Regions from separate parts of the Homo sapiens genome. Here region 2 is linked to region 1. The links are chromatin contacts, found by Hi-C or POLR2A ChIA-PET in ENCODE. All regions are on one chromosome and are shown on one strand. The core of a region is the stretch at or near the end of the contact, and the rest is flanking DNA. Distances in the headings are between cores, read along the strand shown.

Region 1 (4,627 bases), core at 1,237-3,736:
ATATCTCAAAGAGAACTCAGAGATTTTTTTAAGCCTTAATTATTGAAAACAAGCTATTTTTAAAAAACCCAATCAACTTTCTATTGAGTAAAAAAAACCCAAAAAATTCTTAATCCAATTCATTATTAAATAATATTGATTAGAAACCACATTTGGGCCAGGTGCGGTGGCTCATGCCTGTAATCCCAGCACTCTGGGAGGCCAAGGCGGGTGGATCACCTGAGGTCAGGAGTTCAAGACCAGCCTGGCCAACATGGTAAAACCCCGTCTCTACTAAAAATACAAAAATTAGCCAGATGTGGTGGTGGGCGCCTGTAATCCTAGCTACTCAGGAGGGTGAGACAGGAGAATCACCTGAACCCAGGATGGGGGGAGGTTGCAGTGAGCTGAGATCGCACCATTGCACTCCAGCCTGGGCAACAAGAGTGAAACTCCATCTCAAAAAAAAAAAAAAAAAAAAAAAAAACAAAACCCAACAAAGAAACCACATTTCTGCTTTATTTTCTGTTGCTCTCCTTAAAATTTATCTTGGTAAAACAGATTTTGGAAAATATCAAGAGTTCCAAGTATTGTCTCAACAGTTCTTTCAGAGCCAATACCAAAACAGAAATTAAATGACGCTAGGAATTTGAGACCAGCCTGGGCAACATAAGACCCTGCCTTTACTTAAAAAAAATAAAAATTAGCTGGGCATGGTGGTGCGCGCTTGTGGTCCCAGCTACTGGGGAGGTTGAGGTGAGAGGATCTCTTGAGCCCAGGAGGTTGAGGAAGCAGTGAGCTATAATCACACCACTGCACTCCAGCCTGGTCAACAGAGGGAGACCTTGCAACTCTGAGAAAAGAAAAAAAAAGGCAGGGGTGGTCCTCATCAGACATACTTCTGCTAAAATGGTTTATCAGCGAGATTAAGCATTGTTTAGTAAAATATAACAAGAATTTAGAAGGCAAAAGTAATGAAAGATTGACAGATTATTATTAAAATTATAAAAAGGCTGGGTGCAGTGGCTCACGTAATCTCAACACTTTGCGAGGCTGAGGCAGGCAGATCACTTAAGCCCAGGAGTTTGAGACCAGGTAGGCAGCCATGGCAAAATCCTGTCTCTTCAAAAAAATACAAAAAACATTAACTGGGTGTGGTGGCATACATCTGTAGTCCCAGCTACTTAGAAGGCCGAGGTGCGAGGATGGCTTAAACCTGGGAGTTTGAGGCCACAGTGAGCCGTGATCACACCATTGCGCTGCACTCCAAAATGAGTGACAGAGCGAGACACCATCTCAAAATAAATAAAATTATAAACAGAAGAAATACAGTTGAAACCTTTACATGTGTAAGCTTATCTATCTTCTTGGAAAAAAGTATGTGAAATAGGCAAAGTATATCCCTAAAATCCACAACACATCATGCAACCACTTGGCCTTTCAGGGGGAAAATCTGGATGCTTTTTCACAGTGATACTAAGAATGGCTTAAAGGCCACCTTTGAGCCTACTAAAGGCCACCTCCCGGGGTCTAGTGAAGGATGGCTGTACAGGCCCCAACAGTGCAGAGCCACAGCTCAACTACAAACTAGAGGAAGAAACTAATGTAATTGTAAATTGAGACCCTGAGACATCATCAATTTATAAGAGAAAGCAGCAACAATACTACACAAAGGGGGCAGTTAATGGGTTAAATGAGAAAACAAATTACGTTGAGTCTTTTTAAAAAGGTCATCACCATTACACATTAAAATATGAAAAATGTTTGACAGTCTATTTAGAAATAAAACATGTCTTACCTAAATATTAATTTGAATGAAAACTAGGCACTTAATTTCTAGACAGCAAACTTTCAGGGTATGGTAGGTTTCGCAAGTGTCATGTTTACAGAGAATATCTCCCACGAATGTGCCAAAATGCGTGCAATAAGAGATCAACTGTGCATCTATTTTTAAAATAAGTTCATCAAAGTCATGATTACACATCTTTTGCCAGAGGCAATTAGATCAACATTTCAGAACATTGTTTATTAAAACAAGTCTCTAAATTTCAGCCACTATCACAAAGCATGAAAACATGGTGAAGGACACAGAGAACATTTACATTTTTAAACATTTGTTTAAAAAAACAAAAAGGCAATGACAAATACATAGAGATCATACGTGGCTGCAAGGCTAAAAATACTATTAATAATTATTTGGCCCTTTACAGGAAAAAAATGTACGGACCACTGGTATAGGTTAAACAAATCATGGTAAAAGAAGTTTGCCTAAAAGAAGCACCCTTTCATTAAACACTTCATCTGCTAACATCTTGGATAATAGCAACAAAAACTGAAACTTTTTGTTTGTTTATGACTGACTTAGCCTACTCATATTTGGAAACAGTCCTTATTTGGGTGTCAGTTGCCTAACAGGGAATTGAAACCAAAATTGTAACCAGATGGTCTCTCATTCAAGAAGTTTTACATTAACTCTAGAGGTTCTTTGATTGCAAATTACAATATCAAGAAGAACCAGTAGGGCTGATTTATAATTATAAACAGTTACCTTAGAAACAGCCATAACAAATTACAGTATGTTAGTTAGCATGGGGAAGGAGAGGTATCCGATTTAAATACTATCTCCTCTTGAGGACTGGTCATCTTTTTAACCACTTTTTAGTATTAACCCATTTTGTACTCTGACCTTGGGTTGCTGACCTATGCTTGCTGGGTTGTATCTCCTATAGGAATCCCTAGACATACGCCAACCTCAAATATTCTCAATTAGCCTCACTGTTGACTGATATAGCTCCCTCGTTCCAACTGCAGAGGTTGCCACTATGGCTTAACTTTCCTTTATCTGTCTTTTTTGGCATTTAAACAGTCATGCGCTAAGTCACACTTTTGTGTGGTAGATATGCCCTACGATTGGTTAGGGTGACTTTTGGCTACTATTTGCTAGACTCTGTTATAGGCTGTTATATTACATTTTACCAAATCATTCTTGAATTATTGTTTCGCATTTTAAGTTTGGACCCTCTCTTTGGCTATCCATTGCAAAATCCACTCAGTTCTCTGATTCTTCGAGCCTGACCTCTTACCACAGTGTCCATGAGCTCAGATCACAGCTTTATACGGTCTTGCTTATACTGTCTCATCCATCCATGCACTGGGTCTCTAGCCCAGGAGATCTCAATGGGGTCCACCCTTTGGGACAAGCATCTCTTGGATTTAAGAGGGAAGACACAGTTTTCTAGGGTAGACGATCTTTATGGGAGCATATTGTCCATAAGGATAAACATACTTTAAAAAACCAAAAACCACTTTATTTGCATTTAGTTTTCACTGTCTCCTTAGTGTACTACAACCTGTGAGAATTACTTAGATTTGTCTTGCATGACTTTTGGCACCATAGCACTTTTGAAGAACATGGTCAGGTATTTTGTGGAATGTCCCTCAAATTGGGTTTCTGTTATTTTCTCATTATGAGACTGTGGTTATGGGTTTGGGGTAAGAATATCACAGAGGCAATGCACCCATCTCACTTTATTATATTAATATCACTGCATGATAGCAATATGATTATCATGTGATGTTAACCCTGGTCGGCTGATGAGGTGGCATCTACCAGGTTTCTCTACTGTAAAACATTATTATAAAACATTTTTCAACAGTCTTCTATCATAACTCCCAAAACTCCCCCATTTGTCCCATAGATTGCAGATTACATCTCCCATATGCTAGCTAAAACACCTAGATTAAGAGATCAATTGCCTTTTTTAAAAAAAAGACATTAAGGTTATAAAACTCATAGTTTACAACTCTCTTGCTATGGGGAACAAATCCATAGCCAGGAAATTTATTTGAGTGTTATTTCAAACAGCTCCCCAAACTTCTAAACCTGAATAATAAATTTTCTAGAAACATAATTATCAAGCCACAAAGGTTCTTCAAAAAGAAAATCTGATGAAGAGTTAAAGAAAGTTCCTTGGACCTAGGAACTGCATGCACTTCTAGGACTCTAATCTACAGTAATAGCCCTGTACATGTAAAGGTAAATATAACACTATAGAACATATGCAGCAGACTGGGAATATTTCCAAAATATAAATAATTGAGAGGTCTCCAAGACATTATTAAACTGTAGAATATGTATAATATCTCAGTTTTTAAAAAGAATAAGTTATAGACAAATGTATAGAAATGTACTGAAAGAGAGGGAAGATAGCACACCAAATGTAACTTTGGGAATTGCAGATGGAGGTGAGGTGAGAGAATGAATGAGAATTTTCATATTTTGGTCTGTTAACAGCTATATCATTTAAATCTTTTATAATAAAAATGTATTTATATATCACTTATATTTTTAAAAATCTATGAAAGTCACCAAGTATACATATCACAGAGACTTTTAAAAAAGCATATCCCTGCTGGGCATCGTGGCGCAGGCCTGTAATCCCAACACTTTGGGAGGGTGAGGCGGGCAGATCACCTGAGGTCAGGAGTTCAAGACCAGCCTGGGAAACATGGTGAAACCCAGTTTCTACTAAAAATACAAAAAGTAGCTGGTCATGATGGTGGGTACCTGTAATCTCAGCTACTCAGGAGACTGAGGTGGGAGAATTGCTTGAATCCGGGAGGCGGAGGTTGCAGTGAGCCAAGACTG
Region 2 (4,627 bases), core at 1,219-3,718, 1.2 Mb after region 1:
TTGAGACTGCATCGAAGCTTAACATCTTGCTTAACCAATCCTGCTTTCCTTCTCACATGTTGGTCCCAGGAGCAGCATTGTCCATGCTAATTTCTGACTCAGAGATTTCTTCCCAAGAAACCCAGTCTTTGATAGGAAATGTTACCTACAATAGATGAGAAAAGGAATGTTTTATTAAGTAAATATTTCAATATCTTAACGAAAACACATAAAATCAAAGTATCTGTGTGTTAATAATAAACTTATGCAATTGGACATCATTCAACTTTGGAAGGAAATGCTGATTGGAGAATTTTTTTTTTTTTTTTTTTTTTTTTTTGATAGAGTCTCACTCCATCACCCAGGCTGGAGTGCAGTGGCACGATCTCAGCTCACCGCAGCCTCCACCTCCTGGGTTCAAGGAATTCTTGTGCCTCAGCCTCCTGAGTAGCTGGAATTACAGGCACGCCCCACCACACCCGGCTAATTTTTGTATTTTTAGTAGAGATGGGGTTTCACCATGTTGGCCAGGCTGGTCTCGAACTCCTGACCTCAAGTGACCCACCTGCCTCAGCCTCCCAAAGTGCTGGGATTACAGGCATGAGCCACCACGCTGGACCTGGAGATTTTGTTGTTTTTGTTGTTGTTATTGTTTTTGGTTTTTTTGAGATGGTGTCTGGCTCTGTCACCTAGGCTGGAGTGCAGTGGTGGAATCTCAGCTCACTGCAACCTCCGTCCCCTGGGATCAAGCGATTCTCCTGCCTTAGCCTCCCAAATCACACATCTGTATATAGGCATATGTCACCATGCCCGGCTAATTTTTGTGTTTTTAGTGGAGACAGGGTTTCACCATGTTGGCCAGGCTGGTCTCAAACTCCTGACCTCAGGTGATCCATCCGCCTCAACCTCCCAATGTGCTAGGATTACAGGTGTGAGCCACTGAGCCTGTCCAAGAGATGTATTTTTTATAGAAAGCCGAATGATAGCATTTATTCTTTCCTTCATTGCTAATTCTTATTTGCAGTGGGTCCTCTTCCTTACTTTGGAGAATTTTTACTTGTATCAATTAGGAATTGCATTTAGCTGCAAGTATCAGAAACTTGAAAACCAGTGGTTTACAGCATAGTAATTTCACTTACATAATAAAGGTCTCAAAGTAGGCAGTGGGCAGTGCTGTCACGGACCCAGGCTCATTGTCTTTTTCCTGTTAGACATGCTCTGTGTGTGCTAGTTACCTCATGGTTTCAACATGGCTGTTCTCAGCATACCTTCCAGCAGGAAGGAGAGAGTGCCAAGGAGGGGCAGGATCTGTGCTAGAAAGACATAATTTTCCAAAAAATCTCAATAAATATCACTAACATTTCACTGGCCAGAATTGTGTAGGTTTTGGCTTTCCAGTCTCTGGTAACGGAAGACAAAGGAAAAGGGAATTGGAATGGGGATTAGGCCATCCTGTAATGCCTGTCAAGTTACTATTCGTTGATTAGGTTACTGCAGGTGTAAGAAACTAAAAAGTTATATACAGTTTTAAAATTGGGCCGGGCGCGGTGGCTCAAGCCTGTAATCCCAGCGCTTTGGGAGGCCAAGGCAGTTGGATCACAAGGGCAGGGGTTAGAGACCAGCCTGACCAACATGGTGAAACCCCGTCTCTACTAAAAATACAAAAATTAGCTGGGTGTGGTGGTGGGCGCCTGTAATCCCAGCTACTCAGGAGGCTGAGGTAGGAGAATTGCTTGAACCCGGGAGGCGGAGGTTGCAGTCAGCCGAGATTGCGCCACTGCACTCCAGCCTGGGCGACAGAGCGAGACTCCGTCTCAAAATAAATAAATAAATAAATTAATTAATTAATTTAATTAAATCGAAGAGGCCAGGCACAGTGGCTCACACCTGTAATGCCAGCACCTTGGGAGGCCAAGGCGGGTGGATCACATGAGGTCAGGAGTTCGAGACTGACGTGGCCAACATGGTGAAACCTCATCTCTACCAAAAAATACAAAAATTAGCCGGACGTGGTGGCGCTTGCTTTAGTCCCACCTACTCAGGAGGCTGATGTGGGAGAATCACTTGAACCCGGGAGGCAGAGGTTGCAGTGAGCCAAGATCACACCACTGCCCTCCAGCCTGGGTGACAGGTTGAGACTGTCTCTAAATAAGTAAGAAGTAGTAGCAGTAGAGGATTCCTAAAATCCTCCTTATATCTGTAGATTTCTCTTCATCTGAGTAACTCTTTCAATTTGAGGAATTCTTCATGAAAGAAATTTTTAAATTTAATCATATTGCTTTTTCATACTTAAACTATGAAATCACTGTTGTGCATCTGTGGGCCTTTTGCAGCCACAGAACTGCTGACCCTAAACATGCCTTTTTCTGCAGATTTTCTTAGCAGTGCAAGAAATGAGAAAAGCCTCTGGCACCTAAAATAAAGTCTTAACACTAACCTCTTCTGCTTTCAGTTTCAAAACCCATTTGATTCTGATGATTACTAAACCGTGAATATATGGCCTTTTCTCTGACATTTTCCTATCCTAAAGCCAAAATAAAAGGACACAAAGGGAGACTCTTCACCTAACATAAAGAAAGTCTTTTATGTAAAATTAGGGAAATGAACCATTTATCTCATTTGTTTTCCTCATCTAAGAGTGCACTGAACCATGAGCTCATATTGTGAGGCTATATCTAGGCACCTTCTTTAGTAAATGTTTTTCATCCTACTTGTAGATCTTTCACGGAGGGCTTCTAACACCCCCTCTTATGATCAAATGGGCAGAAATCCCAAGGATAACAACAAATATTGATTCTACCCTACTTAAAAAAAAAAATGGCTGGGCATGGTGGCTCACACCTGTAATCCTAGCACTTTTGGAGGCCGAGGTGGCGGATCACCTGAGGTCAGGAGGTCAAGACCAGCCTGGCCAACATGGGGAAACCCTGTCTCTACTAAAAGTACAAAAATTAGCTGGGCATGGTGGGCGCACACCTGTAATCCCAGCTACTCCAGAGACTGAGGTAGGAGAATCGCTTGAACCCGGGAGGCGGAGGTTGCAGTGAGCTGAAATCGCCCCACTGCACTCGAGCCTGGGCATCAGAACAAGACTTCTTCTCAAAAAATAAATAAATAGTGGCCAGGTGCGATGGCTCACACCTGTAATCCCAGCACTTTGGGAGGCCTTGGTGGGTGAATCACGTGGTCAGGAGTTCAAGACCAGCCTGGCCAAGATGATAAAACCCCGTCTCTGCTAAAAGTACAAAAATTAGCTGGGCACGGTGGCAAGCCCCCGTAATCCCAACTACTTGGGAGGCTAAGGCAGGAGAATCACTTGAACCCGGGCGGCAGAGGTTGCAGTGAGCTGAGATTGCACCACTGCACTCCAGCCTGGGAGATAGAGTGAAACTCTGCCTCAAAAATACATACATACATACATACATACATACATACATACATACATACATACATGGCAGGTGGCTCATGCCGGTAGTCTTAACACTTTGGGAGGCCAAGGCAGGCAGATCTCTTGAGCTTAGGAGTTTGAGACCAGCCTGGGCAACATGGCAAAACCCTGCCTCTACTAAAACTACAAAAAAATAGCTGGGCGTAGTGGTGCACACCTCTGGTCCCAGCTACTGGGGAGGCCGAGGTGGGAGGATCACTTGAGCCCAGGAGGTGGAGATTGCAGTAAGCTTGAGATCGTGCCACTGCACTCTACCCTGGGTGACAGAGCGAGACCGTGTCTCAAAAAAAAAAAACTTTAAAATTTTACAATCAGGCCAGGTGCAGTGGCTCATGCCTGGAGTTCCAGCACTTTGAGAGGCCAAGGCAAAAAGATCGCTTGAGTCCAGTTCAAGACTAGCCTGGGCAAAATAGTGACATGCTGTCTCAACAAAAGAACAATTAAAAAGTTAGCTAGGGGCCGGGCACGGTGGCTCATGCCTGTAATCCCAGCACTTTGGGAGGCCGAGGTGAGCAGATCACCTGAGGTCAGGAGTTCGAGACCATCCTGGTCAACATGGTGAAACCGCATCTCTACTAAAAATACAAAAAATAGCTGGCCGTGGTGGTGTGCAGTTGTAATCCCAGCTACTCAGGAGGCTGAGGCAGGAGAATCGCTTGAGCCCGGGAGGCAGAGGTTGCAGTGAGCCGAGATCATGCCATTGCACTCCAGCCTGGGCCACAAGAGCAAAACTCTGTCTCAAAAAAAAAAAAAAAAAGCTAGAGGTCGGACGCGGTGGCTTATGCCTGGAATCCCAACACTTTGGGAGGTTGAGGCCGGTGGATCACCTGAGTTCAGGAGTTCGAGACCAGCCTGGCCAATATGTCAAAACCCCTTCTCTACTAAAAGTACAAAAATTAGCTGGGCGAGGTGGCAGACGCCTGTAATCCCAGCTACTTGGGAGGCCGAGGCTGGAGAATCACTTGAATCCAGGAGGCAGAGGTTGCAGTGAGCCAAGAATGTGCCACTACACTCCAGCCTGAGCGACAAGAGTGAAACTCTAAATAAATAAAGTTAGCCAGGTGTGGTAGCGTGCACCTGTAGTCCCAACTGCTGGGGAGGCTGAGATGGGAGGATTGCTTGAGCCCCAGAGATCAGGGCTGCAGTGAACACTGATTGGGCTGCTGCACTTCAGACTGGGCGACAGAGCTACATCCTGTC

The links. Hi-C counts contacts between places; a loop is a spot of excess contacts on that map. ChIA-PET counts read pairs that join two places held with the same protein, here RNA polymerase II (POLR2A). Pooled maps may share reads with other maps.
Region 2: a map with no recorded cell type shows a loop between it and region 1 (4-fold over the local background). The contact joins two enhancer-like sites. A Hi-C loop is called at or near these places in 1 of 37 single-sample maps with no recorded cell type and 2 of 50 pooled maps. POLR2A ChIA-PET finds 5 or more read pairs at or near these places in 1 of 52 experiments (activated B cell).

Annotation. Positions count from the first base shown.
Region 1 is chr12:32,556,915-32,561,541 of GRCh38, reverse strand. All of the region lies in intron 1 of FGD4 (FYVE, RhoGEF and PH domain containing 4), which reads right to left. Among named protein-coding and RNA genes, the nearest start is that of DNM1L, 120 kb to the left of the region's middle. Within about 2 kb of position 2,486, at least 3 of the 41 ENCODE cell types and tissues checked have a DNase peak (open chromatin) inside an H3K27ac peak, as active enhancers do.
Region 2 is chr12:31,404,317-31,408,943 of GRCh38, reverse strand. All of the region lies in intron 14 of DENND5B (DENN domain containing 5B), which reads left to right. Among named protein-coding and RNA genes, the nearest start is that of LINC02387, 37 kb to the right of the region's middle. RefSeq lists enhancers at 2,644-2,813, 3,694-3,833. Within about 2 kb of position 2,468, at least 3 of the 41 ENCODE cell types and tissues checked have a DNase peak (open chromatin) inside an H3K27ac peak, as active enhancers do.